2 separate regions of the Homo sapiens genome follow, and region 2 is linked to region 1. Evidence: read pairs that join two places in POLR2A ChIA-PET (ENCODE). Cell type or tissue: GM12878. All regions are shown on one strand. Links, peaks and the distances in the headings refer to the core of each region. The heading gives the core; the rest is flanking DNA.

Region 1 (6,940 bases), core at 1,204-6,203:
CTCATCCTGGTGTTATCTCATAGGACTGTAGTGAGGAGTATGATGAGAAGGCATATACATACTGAGTGTAGTGTTTGACATATAGAAAGCACATAATAAGGCTGAACGCGGTGGCTCATGCCTGTAATCCCAGCACTTTGGGAGGCCGAGGTCGGGGGATCACCTGAGGTAGGGAGTTTGAGACCAGCCTGACCAACATGGAGAAACCCCATCTCTACTAAAAATACAAAGTTAGTCAGGCGTGGTTGCGCATGCCTGTAATACTAGCTACTCGGGAGGCTGAGGCAGGAGAATCGCTTGAACCCGGGAGGTAGAGGTTGCGGTAAGCTGAGATCACGCCATTACATTCCAGCCTGGCCAACAAGAGTGAAACTCCGTCTCAAAAAAAAAAAAAAAAAAAAAAGAAAGAAAGTACTTAATAAATGCTAACCGTTGTTATCAACATTTTAAAAAATTGTTAACATCCTGTAATTACTATTTTGAAACCCACCTTTTTCATTTAATACATTATGAACACTGTTCTGTAAGAGCATTTTAAGGGCCAATGGAGCAGTTCTATCACTGCACCATCATTTGTTTAGTCAACTCTTAAAAAAAAAACAAAAAACACTTAAATTCAACTCAAGGTGACACCAACAAAACACCCACCCCACCCTCCCGCAAAACAAACAAACAAACAAACAAAAAAGTCTCAAGGCAACAATTTGGCATTTTTCTGTATGGTAACACTGCTGTGAACACCCTTGTATGTAAATCTTTGTATAGTTTTCTGATTATTTCCTTAAAAGCTGGATTGCCAAAGAGCTGACACATTTTGGGAGGTTTTAAATACACAATGCCAAACTGTCTTGCAGTGCATGTGTGTGCTACAACCACCTCCTCCCTTATTCCTGACCGTCGTAACAGGGGCATGCGGTAGGACTCTAATGCTCAGATGCTTCTGCAATGTTACTAGCCAGCACTCCTGCAAAGCAATCTTTCTCTGGCCTGTGCCCCAGTGAAGGTAGGGGCAGTATGTGACCATTACTCCCACCCAAGCTGTGCCTCACCTAGCAATGACCATGCCAAGGCACCAGCGTCCCTCTGTCATTAGGTTGGGCTTCCTATCCCTTACCAAATCGCTTGGTGTAGAGCATTTCGCCCAGGTTATGGGGGGCCAGGGAGTACACTGCCAGGATGCCTTCATCAGGAAAGCCCCTCTGGCTGCTGGGGATGAAAGCTGCCAGGAGCTGGCCATCTGCAGAAATGTCACAGCTGGCATCATTGTAGATCTTGCAGTTCTGCACCAGCACATTCACGGAAGCTGCATCAGACAAAGAAAGAAAAGAGGATAAGAAACTTTGGAGTTGATACTGTAAAAATTCTGGGGCCAAGAAACTTTAGGGACTTCCTAAGGGCCTGAACCTTGTCTAGAAATGCTAAAGAATACCTTCTCATTCAAACTAAAATGTCAAATGAACAAAACACAGGAGGCAAGAAAAGTATGTCTCTTCTCCCACCTTAGCAGGAAACTATAGGATAGTCAACACCACCACAACCACCTGCTGAGTCTTAGTTCACATTTAGGAAATACCGCTTGAGAGATTAGATAAGGAAAAAGTTATTAAAAATTATTCCTAGAGAGCCATTTAACAGCTGTTATTGTCCCAGAGATCAAAACCAAGATAAATGAAAATGCAAACCCACTGGTTCCAAGAAAAAGATGATACAGGTAGAGCTTTCTTGGGGCAGGAATCCTATTCAACACCTGTTATGTGACCTTGGAGAAGAAAGTCATTTCATAAATTTGTATCTTACTTTCTCATTTAAGAGAAAGAGAACTGGAACATCTAGAGACCAGTTTTCTGGAACAGCTCCTTGCTAATACTAATCTCTAACTCTACCAAGAGAGGAAACAGAACAAAGCCCAGCTGCGGCTGGATGGCCAGGGCTCTTTTCATTTCCCACTATGCTCTATGCCAATGTCCATGACAGCCCTAGTCTGCACTTTGCAGCTCCTGAGAACAAACTGCAGGGTCAGGCAGGCAGCAGGCTCAGCCTGGTAAGGTGGCAAGATCTGAGGGTGGAGGAATGTCTGTTGGTGAGGAGCATCCACTCCACACAACAGCACCAATGAGATGTTAACTGGCACTGTGCCTATAGGCCTTGTTTCGGTTTTCATTTGAATCCCTCTGAGTCCCACCGTGTGATTCCCTGCCAGGAAGAAGTGGCTTACCCTTGATGTGAGCATAGAACAAGAGTGCCCACATCATGGGCCCGGGCAGAACAGCACAACACATTCAAACAGACCAAGCTCATCAGGGCTTTGTCTCATGTAGATATACCTCAAGCAAAAAAACTTTTCACTGTTTCTCTTATTTGAAGGAGATGTCCACTGTCAGAGGCATTGTGGTAATTTTTTAAAAGCCAAGCTCAGCTGCCCTCGCCAGAGTCCAGGTGATCTACTGCAGTAATCCAAAAAAAGTCAAGGGCAAGTTTCCCTAGGAAATTACCTCAAGGAAAACAAAACAAGGAATTGCTCTTTCAGAGGCCCCCAGGCTTATGTGATCTGATACTTAAGAGTGATTTGTAAAACTCTATTTGTTCTCCTTTCCCTGTGTGTTGCTAATGAGATGACAGTGTATATCAAAAAAGGCATTAGAATACATTGATTAGGCTATTGTGCCAACTCGGGGGCTGACACCTACAGCACCATTACACATAAAACCGAAGAGGGACCACAAGGATGGTTCTGTTTGCTAACTAATAAAATAATGATATCCAAATACTCACTGCTATCACCATTAGGCCTTTCTACTGCTCAACTCCCAACCCACCATCTGGTCTAGCCTGTAAGGCTAGATTTATCTAATTAGCACTGGGACCGTCTGCTACTTACTACTCAGGGTCCCAAGCCCTTTGCCAAAACAAAAACAAAAACAAAAACAAAAACAAAACACGGCAATATCCCTCTCCTTTTCTGGATCAACACATGAATCCAGCTGGGGATATAGAACCAAAGGAACTGGGAGAAGTTTCAGAAGTGAGACCATCTTGGTTTTCTAACTCTGAGGCTGACAATGCTCAGAAAAATAAACAGAAACTAACAATTTACACTCTAACCACCAAAAGCAGGGAGAGAAAGAAAATAAAGAAATCATAAATGTTAAGTAGTACATGAACCTAAATAGGAAAGGAGATGAGACTCTATGGGCTTTAAGACAGCTTTGAACAGTTACCATTTTATCTACATTTAATGTCTCGAAAATGTCTGTTGGGTATGTTATTAAAGTAGACTTTCCTATCTTGCTGTTACATAGATCCAGCTCGTGTGTGTTAACGTTTATTTTGGTCAAACACCTAGAAGGCTATAGTAACCCTCAAAACTCATCACCAACACACAAAAAAGCATTTAACTGCTTACGGAGACAAGGTGTGCAGAGGAGAGTACAAGTAAGATTTTCCTTCTTCTGGAAAGCTTGGCTCTAAAACCCCTTAAAAACTGGGCATATGGACAAAAAGCATTTCGTCAGCCTCAAATCCAGGCCACTGTGCTTGCATTTGTATTATATGATGACGATTCCAAGTCAATAGCTATCTCCCAAATTCTGCCCTCTCCCCTGACTCCACCCAACTTCATAACTCTTCCTGGCTACTGCAATGAGCTCACAGAGATATGCAAAGGACAAACGAAAAGAGAATGCTGAAAATTGTAACAGCTTCTCCGGTAGCATATTCAGTTTCAGAAATTTTGCAGCTCATGATCTGGGGTTTCACTTCTACCCTAATGGGATGTGGTGGCATAGAGTGATTTGGTAGCTCCATTGCACTGGGTTCTGTTTACAATTTCATTCTCACATTTGCTGTTTGTTGTCTATTAATTTCACATGTGGAAAAGGAAATGTTCAGTTACAATAAGTGTCACTGCTTCCATTCACTTGTGCAGCTTCCTCTCGTAAGGCTGAAATTTTGATGAGTTAATTCATACAGGAAGAGATTTCTTGGATCTCAATTACTTGTTTATTTAGGCCACAGGAAAGTAATGTACTAATGACAAAGAACAACTAACTCATCCTTTTTGGATTCAACAATAATATAAGGTAGAGAGAAAAGGGAGAAGTAAAATATAGCCGAAGACACCGGCTATAGCTTACACACCATTAGAAGTCTTTGTGGTGCTCCATACCTTGTGTGACCCCAGCAGCACACAAACTTTAACACGTATCAAACTCACCAGGAGGGCATATTAAAACACAGAATGCTGGGACGGGGCCTGAGAATTTGCATTTCTAACAAATTCCCAGGTGTCTCTGATGTTGCCGGACTGGGACTACACCTGAGAAATGCGACCTTGTCAAATAATCCTTAGTCTGGGAGATGCATCTCCAGCAACTGGCTTTCACTTAAAGGCAAAAAACATATTGGAAAAAAATGATGGGGTATTTAGCTGGGCAGTGAAGAATGGAAATAAAGATTAGGAAAGAAAGGATTTTCAAATCAAAACTGCTCTAGAACTTCAGGGGGCAGCTCCGGAGGGAGAAAAAACAATGCAGGAGACAGCAGGAAGCCATGTTCCAGACTCTGCAATGTAATCTCCTCCCAATTAGAAATGATTTCCAAGTGAAAATGCCCTAGCAGGGAATGGGAGGGGTTAGAAATACTGATGCCTGGAGGAGCAGATGGCTCTGCCTTCCTATCAGCTCCATAAATTATAAACAAACACCTTGTACAAAGATCGATTTGTAGCCTGTTGCTGGCTGGCCAGATGAGGCCACGGGAGCAATTAGCAGTTGCAGTGCCTTTGCAAATGCATTAGATACCGATTTGGAAAACCCAAGGGGGGTTAAATCAGCAGAAAAATTTCCTCCTGGCTATCTCTGAGCCCCCTGGATTTCAGAATAAGGCCTGTACAGAGCTCCAGATGACCCATAAACACTCCCTGAAGGCACTATATCCCCTGTGGTATCGCCTGCCCCACACCACTCATCCGCCGGGTTTCTTAAGGCCTATTCTGACAGGACAGCCTAGTGACCAATTCCATTCACCCAGTAAGAGTTCACTCTTAAAAATCATAGTGAATCTAATGTGCCACTTTTTTCAGGAAAGCAATTTCAAAATTATTTATGCATGAGGCCTTATTCATAAACTTCTAAACACTAATCTCAAATCTCAAGTGAGAGAAGCAGGTGGCAAGATCTTTAGCCTAACTCCAGGAAAAGGTTAAATGCAATTCACATAAATCAACTTGGTGGTTGCTGAACTCATCAGTAAAACACAGAATCAGGCTGGGCTCACACCTGTAATCCCAGTACTACGGGAGGCCAAGGCAGGGTAATCACTTGAGGTCAGGAGCTCGAGACCAGCCTGGGCAACACAGCGAGATCTCATCTCTATAAAAAAAAATTTAAAAATCAGCCAGATATGGTGGCATGTGCCTGTAGGCCGAGTTACTTGGAAGGCCGAGGCAGGAGGATCATTTGAGCTCAGGAGTTTGAGGTTATAGTGAGATATGATCACGCCACTGTACTCCAGCCTGGGCAACAGAGCGAGACCCTGTGTCTAAAAATAATAATAAGTAAAATAAAACATAAAACCTCAAAGATTAAACTCACGTGGAACTTTCAAATGAATAATCAGACAGATCACTAGAACAGAACAGAGAGTCCAGAAATATATCTAAATACAGAAAAGAAATTAATAGTATGATGAAGATGACATCCCAAATAAATGGAGATAAATGGATTATTAATTAGTTGGGACAAGTGAGTAGCCATATGGGGGGGAAATTGGATCATACTTTGATTATTTGGGACTAAATTTCCTAGTGAATCAAAGACTTAACTATTAAAAAACTAAAATATAAAAGTTATAAATGATCTCCCTAATGATGACACAAAACCAAGGAACCATAAAAGGAAAGTTGTATAATTTTGACTCCTTAAAATAAGTTCTATGACAAAAATAACCTTCAGCAAAGTCAAAACTCGAATGACAAGTAGGAAGCTCCTATTATAAGTTAATTTTCTGATTTATAAAGAATTCCTGTAAAATTGCTAAGGAAAAGACCAGTAACACAACAGAAAAATTGGTAAAGCACATGGACAGGTCAAGAGAAGGGAACACAAATGGCTGTGTATATGAAGAGGCATGCAATCTTGTTTGTAACACAAAAAATACAAATTTAAAATGCCCACATACTACTTTTTTTTTTTAACATATCAGATTTGCAAATATCCAAAAATTTGATAGTACATTCTATCAGCAAGAGTTTATGAAATCAGGCACTCTCATGAACTCCAAGTGGAATAATAATTTGGCACGAGCTGTATAGAGTGTGGTATGGCAATAACTACACACTCTTCCCCCCTGCAATTCCATTTCTAGAAATGTATCCTAGAGATATACCTGCATATGTGCAAAATGATAAACTGCAGCACAGTTTGTAGAGTAAAAGATTGAAAATGACCTAAAGGTCCTTTAATAGTAGACTAGTTATGGTACATTCATACAATGGAATAGTAGGCAGTCATAAAAAAGAACAAATAAGCTCTTTATATACTGACATGAAAAGAACACTGAGCTATACTGTAAAGAAAAAGGGCAGGAAGTACAGACGAGTACATACAGCATGCTACCATTTGGGTTAAATAAAAGGCAGAAAAACATAAATTTGCATTTGCTTGTATATACATATAATATTTCTGAAAAGATATATAAGGAACTGCTAACAGTGGTTACATGTGAGGAGGAGTGGTAGGATTTGGGGGCTTCTTACTGTATTAATCTTTTATATTTTTTAAATTTTTGAACAGTAATATCAATTTCAGATGACAATTAAAGAAAGAAAGTGACAAAATAACAAAACAAAATAATTTTAAATAAATTATGGCCAACTTTAAATAAATTATGGAACAGAAAGCTAGAAATGAAGAAGCAAACTTCATTTTCAATAAGGGAAAAT
Region 2 (6,940 bases), core at 704-5,703, 79 kb after region 1:
ATAACTATAATATATCTATTAAAAATATAAATATATATAAGAGTACTCCATAGGCTTTCAACTGACAACGTTTACTTATATAATCTAGCCCAATAACAAACTCAACTGATCATATGTGATACGTACATTTTATTGAACACTTTTTTTGATGCCAGGTAATAGGTAATACTGAGCACTTCATATGTATTTGTTTAAACCTCACCACAACCTAGAAAGGTAGGTATGACTACATACATGAGAACACTGGGCCCAGAAGTTAAAGTGTATCACTCTGTGGCACATAACTATTAAGAGATAGTAACAGGACTCCAGGGAAGGCCTGTCTTAACTCCAAAATGCCTCAAATCTCTATTTTGTACTGCAAGACCTTCCACGGTCCAGGCAGGAAGCAAGAGCATATGTATTCAATGGAGACTGACAAACAGGAAGGTCTGTGGCCCATCATTTAGCTCCAGCCAATTGTTACTAAGCTAGAATATAGGCTCAGTATTGCTGGCTTTTCCTATTTTTTAAGGAAAGCTAGAAATCTGGAATTTTGTATAAAATCTCCTGATTGTTAAATTTTAGCTACAACTTTTTTTTTTTTTTTTTAAACAACAAGGGCCAGTCAGAACACGTATAATAAACACGGCCCAGGGGCTCCCTGGTTTGCATGTCTGACATGGTGCTTCCCAACTCACATGTGCCTTGGCAGCCAATCAAGCTCCTGCCCCAGAACATGTTTCAAAGGAAATGGTCTCAGAGAGGAACGCATATTGTTCCTCTCCAGCAGCATCTTGCCTGCCTTTCCTAGGAACAGGTCCCTGGCTCCCTGCCAGACTCTTCTTTAAAGCAGACCTGCAGGATAAGGACAGCAGCTACCAATCTTTTCCAATTGATTTAATTCAATTCACTGTTACTAAAACCATCTGGCTTTAGGTATAGTCCTGTGCGGTCACTTTATTCCAGCAACTGGCCCACTGCAGTACTTCCCCTAACAGCCTGGGGAAGAGACATAGCAAAGGCCCTAACAACCTGGCTTGCAACCTTTCCTGCCCAGGACAACCAACTATCAAGTAATGTTTTCTCTCTAGACAAGGCCTATATCCCCATACTTAGACACTTGTAACAATCCTACCACTGAACAGAGAGAACACAATGTAAACAAGGAGGAAGAGAGGAAAGCAATAAAATACATCTCTCTGGTTGAAAGACTAAATCTTCAGTAACATCACTGTGGTTCAAATGTGGCAGAAATGCTGTTTCATCAATTCTAAGACACACTTTTCACCTTTGAATGTGTCTGAGGTTGGGGTGTATTTTACAGTTGTGTGACACAGTTTAATTGGCAGGATTTTTTTTTTTTTGATAGAGACAGAGTCTGGCTATGTTGCCCAGGCTGGTCTCAAACTCCTAGCCTCAAGTGATCCTCCTGCCTCGGCCTCCCAAAGTCCCAGGATTACAGCCATAAGTCACTGTGCCTGCCCACTGGCAGGATTTTTTCATGATTTCATAGGAACACATAAAATAACGGCATGTCTTTGAGTCTTTTAAAATACAGAATGTGTGGGACAGGTAAGGGTAGTGAGAGATACAGAGTCTGGGAAAAAAGGAAAATCAAAATTTTGAGAAGAGTATTCAGGTCATTTATGCCATCTTATATAGTACTTATTTATCATTTAACAAACCAGTTCTTCAGGAACTGGGTGTGAGTTGAAGAATGGAAGCAAGGTCTGGGAGCAGCTGACTATCCTAGAATACCTAGAAGCTTGTTCCACCCTAAAGTGCTCTGGAGTTAGTCCTGAATGTCACCACCTGTTGTGTTATCCTCCAAGTGGTCGTTTAGTAAGCTGAGGCCCTTTGGCAAGCAGCATCCTCCACAGTGACCAAAAAACATCCTTCTTGGCTGGGCGTGGTGCCTCACGCCTGTAATCCCAACACTTTGGGAGGCCAGATGGGTGAACTGCCTGAGCTCAGGAGTTCAAGACCAGCCTGGGCAACATGGTGAGACTCCATCTCTACTAAAATACAAAAAAGTAGCCAGGCGTGGTGGTGCGTGCCTATAATCCCAGCTATTTGGAAGGCTGAGGCACGAGAATCACTTGAACCTGGGAGGCAGAGGTTGCAGTGAGCTGAGATCGCACTACTGCACTCCAGACTGGGTGACAGAGTGAGACTGCATCTCAAAACAAACAAACAAACAAACAAACAAACAAAAATACATCCTTCTTAAAGAAACTAATTATGGTAACAAAAGCAAATATTACCCCCAATCTGCTAAGGCAATGACAGTACTGAGTGAGATGAGATGATTTATTAGGAATGCTGTAAAGGAGATTCCTGATCTGAAGGGTTTGCATTAGGTAACTTCAGTTTTAATGACTCCATTTTTATTTTTTATTTTTTGAGACGCAGTCTCACTCTGTCACCCAGGCTGAAGTGCAGTGGCGCAATCTTGGCTCACTGCAACCTCCGCCTCCTGGGTTCAAGCGATTCTCCTGCCTCAGCCTCCTGAGTAGCTGGGATTAAAGGCATGCGCCACCACACCCGGCTAATTTTTGTACTTTTAGTAGAGATGGGGTTTCACCATGTTGGTCAGGCTGGTCTCAAACTCCTGACCTTCTGATCCGCCCGCTTTGGCCTCCCAAAGTGCTGGGATTACAGGTGTGAGCCACTGTGCTGGCCTTAATGACTCCATTTTACAATCCTAAAAGTCTATTTCCCACCTTAACTTCCTACCTTAATTAGGAAGACTTCTTTAAGTTGGAATAGACCCAAAATATGAAGCTTTGTTGCTGGAGAGTCTCTGATGAGGTTCTTTTGGAACACGCATCCCCTGTGCCTACTTACTACGGAATGTGTTGGCAACATTTGCTGCCCAGACAATATAGTGGAACTGGCAAGCCACATATATATGTCACTTTACTGCTAATGCACAAAAGCAGGAAAGCCAATCACCATGAATACACATATACACTGATGAAACATCAGTTCTTCATAGTTACAATACGAGTACTATCTGGAGTAAAAATAGGCTTCTCCAATTGGTGTGGAATAAAGAACTAGAGTTACTAGATGAGTAAACATCCTAGGAATGTTTACCACCATTGCTAGGAACCTCAAAGAAAGATCTTTCTTTTTTTTTTTTTTTTTTTTTTTTTGAGACGGTGTCTCGCTCTGTTGCCCAGGCTGGAGTGCAGTGGCACGATCTCGGCTCACTGCAAGCTCCGCCTCCTGGGTTCGAGCCATTCTCCTGCCTCAGCCTCCCAAGTAGCTGGGACTACAGGCACCTGCCACCATGCCTGGCTAATTTCTTTTTGTATTTTTAGTAGAGACAGGGTTTCACCGTGTTAGCCAGGATGGTCTTGATCTCCTGACCTCATGATCCGCCCACCTCGGCCTCCCAAAGTGCTGGGATTACAGGCGTGACCCACTGCGCCCGGCCAAAAGATCTTTCTTTCCCAGTGTTAGCCTGTTACAGACAGCTGTCAACGGGAAATGGTAGGAGAAAATTGAATGCGATGGCAGTTCTGCACATTCTGCTGTGACCACCACAAACTTGACTTGACTTAATCTATCACAAGAAATCAGGGAGGGCCTAGGAAGGGCTCAGACAAGCTTGTTCAGGTTCGAAGCTGCTATCACTGAAGCTGAAGAAAAAAAAAATACAAAAACACAATACAACCAAACAAAATACTTCCTTGTTTTCTCTACTTGCCTGGTTCATTTTATACACCACTGGTGTCCAAGTGAGGTATACGAGGGGTTGTGCTATTTGATCCATTGGACAGCAAGGGGGAAATATTACAACTTCTGCTATATAATATATAATCATAACACACATGGATTACTCAAAAGCTTTTTTTTTTTTTTTTTTTGAGATGGAGTTTCCCTCTTTTGCCCAGGCTGGAGTGCAATGGTGCAATCTCGGCTCACTGCAACCTCCGCCTCCCGGGTTCAAGTGATTCTCTTGCCTCAGCCTCCCAAGTAGCTGGGATTACAGGCGTCCACCACCACACCCAGCTGATTTTTGTATTTTTAGTAAAAACAGGGTTGCACCATGTTGGCTGGAGCTGGTCTCAATCTTCTGACCTCAGGTGATCCACCCGCCTCGGCCTCCCAAAGTGCTAGGATTACAGGCGTAAGCCACCGCGCCCGGCTAGAAAGCATTTTATTAATAAGGTTTTTTTTTTTTTTTTTTTTTTTTTTTAAGTCTGAAGGCCACTGCTCTATCAAACTATATATTACTTTAACAATACTAAACAGGCCGGGTGCAGTGGCTCACGCCTGTAATCCCAGCACTTTGGGAGGCTGAGGCAGGTGGATCACGAGGTCAGGAGATCGAGACCATCCTGGCTAACATGGTGAAACCATGTCTCTACTAAAAATACAAAAAATTAGCCGGGCCTGGTGGCACACGCCTGTCCCAGCTACTTGGGAGGCTGAGGCAGGAGAATCGCTTGAACCCGGGAGGCAGAGGTTGCAGTGAGCCAAGATCGCGCCACTGCACTCCAGCCTGGGCAACAGGGACAGACTCTGTCTCAAAAAAAAAAAAAAAAAAATGCCAAATACTTAAAGAATAGGATAAGCTTAAATATAAAAAACTATAAGCATATAAAAGTATACCCATATTCGTATATATATAGAGAGAGAGAGAACAAAAGAAGATAATAAAGCCAATGTGGCAAAATGTTAACATTTAGGGAATGTGGGTAAAGGGTATATGGGAATCCTCTATACGTTTTCTGCAAGTTTGAAATTATTTCAAAATGAAAAACAAAAACATACAACACACAAAAATCTTAAAGTAAAATACTGAAAAGAAAGAGATAGCCATTTGTTTTCAGAAGAATTACTCACGGCCAGGCGCGGTGGCTCACGCCTGTAATCCCAGCACTTTGGGAGGCCGAGGTGGGCAGATCACCTGAGGTCAGGAGTTCGAGACCAGCCTGGCTAACATGGTGAAACTCCATCTCTACTAAAAATGCAAAAATTAGCCGGGCGTGGTGGTGGGCTCCCGTAGTCCCAGCTACTTGGGAAGCTGAGGCAGGAGAATGGCATGAACCTGGGAGGCGGAGCTTGCAGTGAGCCAAGATAGCGCCGCTGTACTCCAGCCTAGGTGACAGAGCAAGACTCCGTCTCAAAAAAAAAAAAAAAAAAAAAAAAAGAATTACTCACTTTGTAAAAAGATTTCTTAGAATAGCAACTTGCCCTAATGCTCTACAGCAGGTTTGGTAAACTACAGGCCCCAGGTCAGCTGTCTTCTTTTGTAAATAAGTGGCTACTTTGGAGCTGGCAAGGCAGAACTGAGGAATCCTGATAGAGACAAAGCCTAAAATACCTACTGCCTAGCCCTTTACAGAAGATGTTCGCCCATTTCTGCTCTAAAACATTTGCTTACATAGAATTCTTTAAATTACTAAGGGACAGAACAAAAAAGAACTTGAAATTAAAGTATTGTGCACTGGAAAAAAAACATCAAAAATGAATATTAAGCTCTGCTAAAATCATAATAGGCATATAATTCAAACTGTGAAATCCTGAACATTTTTAAAAGAATACAACTATTTTTTCTTTCCCTGATTAATATTCTGAGTTATGTGCAAAGAAGTTCCCTGTATCAGCTGTATTCTTGATCACTAGGAATACAATTTTTAAAATAGTCAAAGAAAGCTCTGGAAAAGAAAAAAAGTGGTCGGAGCAGATCAACTGAAAGAAAAGAACCTTCACTTCATTATTTTATTTTATTTCATTTTTTGAGACAGAGTTTCTGTCACCCAGGCTGGAGTACAGTGGCGCGATCTTGGCTAACTGCAACTTCTGCTTCCTGTGCTTAAGCAATTCTCTTGCCTCAGCCTCCCGAGTAGCTGGGGCTACAGGCATGCACCACCAAGCCTGGCTAATTTTTGTATTTTTAGTAGAGACGGGATTTCACCATGTTGTCCAGGCTGGTCTTGATCTCCTGGCCTCATATAATCCACCCACTTTGGCCTCCCAACATGCTGGGATTACAGGCATGCGCCACCATGCCCGGCCCCTTCACTTCAAATTCAATAGATATCAGAGTTGAGGTGCAGAAAGTCTGGGTACTAGTCCATATGGAATAAACAAACCGTGGACAACTCCTCCTTACTAAAAAATTATAACCTGAAGATACTCTTTTAACTGGTTGTCAGATCACAGAGAAAAATCAATATCCTAAAGCAAACAAACATGTTTGGACTTTCTCCAACCACTGGAAACAATCAATTGCTAGAACTCTCTGGCCTCTACTGTTAGGGAATGCTGGCTCCCAGAAGGTAAGGTGCCACTGGTGCCCCATGCCTAATGAATAACTTTACAGCCTAGCTTTGATGTCTGGATGGCAACCGCTATTTCCATCCGGGAGCACCAAACCCAAATTAACAGCTTCCTTCTGCCTAGGAAATAAAATCCAGATTCCTCAGCAGGGCATTTGGTATTCAAGCTTTGCAGCCAAATTTCTCATTCCTTTTGGATATACTATATGCTCTAGTCCAGTGGTTTACAAACTTTTTGCTCCCAGGACTCCTTTAACACTCTTAAAAATTATGAGGATCCCGGTGGCTCACGCCTGTAATCCCAGCACTTTGGGAGGCCAAGGTGGGCGGATCACCTGAGGTTGGGAGTTCAAGACCTGCCTGACCAACATGGAGAAACCCCGTCTCTACTAAAAATAAAAAATTAGCCAGGCATGGTGGCGCATGCCTGTAATCCCAGCTACTCAGGTGGCTGAGGCAGGAGAATCGCTTGAACCCAGGAGGCAGAGGTTGCAGTGACCCAAGATGGCGCCATTGCACTCCAGCCTGGGCAACAAGAGTGAAACTCCGCCTCGAAAAAAAAAAAAAAAAAATTACGAGGCTCCTAAAGAGATTTCATTTGTATGGGTTTCCACTATCAATATTTAATTTCAATTTATTGAAATTAAAACTGAAAAAATTTT

The links. ChIA-PET counts read pairs that join two places held together with the same protein. Peaks named below come from ENCODE experiments on the same cell type or tissue, not always from the same donor. Only the 100,000 strongest peaks of a DNase experiment are listed, where the experiment ranks them.
Region 2: POLR2A ChIA-PET joins it to region 1 with 5 read pairs; 4 of 35 experiments call an interaction of 5 or more read pairs at or near these places.

Annotation. Positions count from the first base shown.
Region 1 is chr11:46,433,735-46,440,674 of GRCh38, forward strand. It overlaps AMBRA1 (autophagy and beclin 1 regulator 1), which reads right to left. Exons shown (of 18, transcript NM_001387011.1): 13 at 1,115-1,303. Among named protein-coding and RNA genes, the nearest start is that of MIR3160-2, 15 kb to the right of the region's middle. In GM12878, for the core only: no CTCF peak of the experiment used is centred there; DNase peaks (open chromatin) are centred at 2,121 and 3,767.
Region 2 is chr11:46,513,309-46,520,248 of GRCh38, forward strand. The region is part of intron 7 of AMBRA1 (autophagy and beclin 1 regulator 1); the gene reads right to left. Among named protein-coding and RNA genes, the nearest start is that of MIR3160-1, 65 kb to the left of the region's middle. In GM12878, for the core only: no CTCF peak of the experiment used is centred there; no DNase peak of the experiment used is centred there.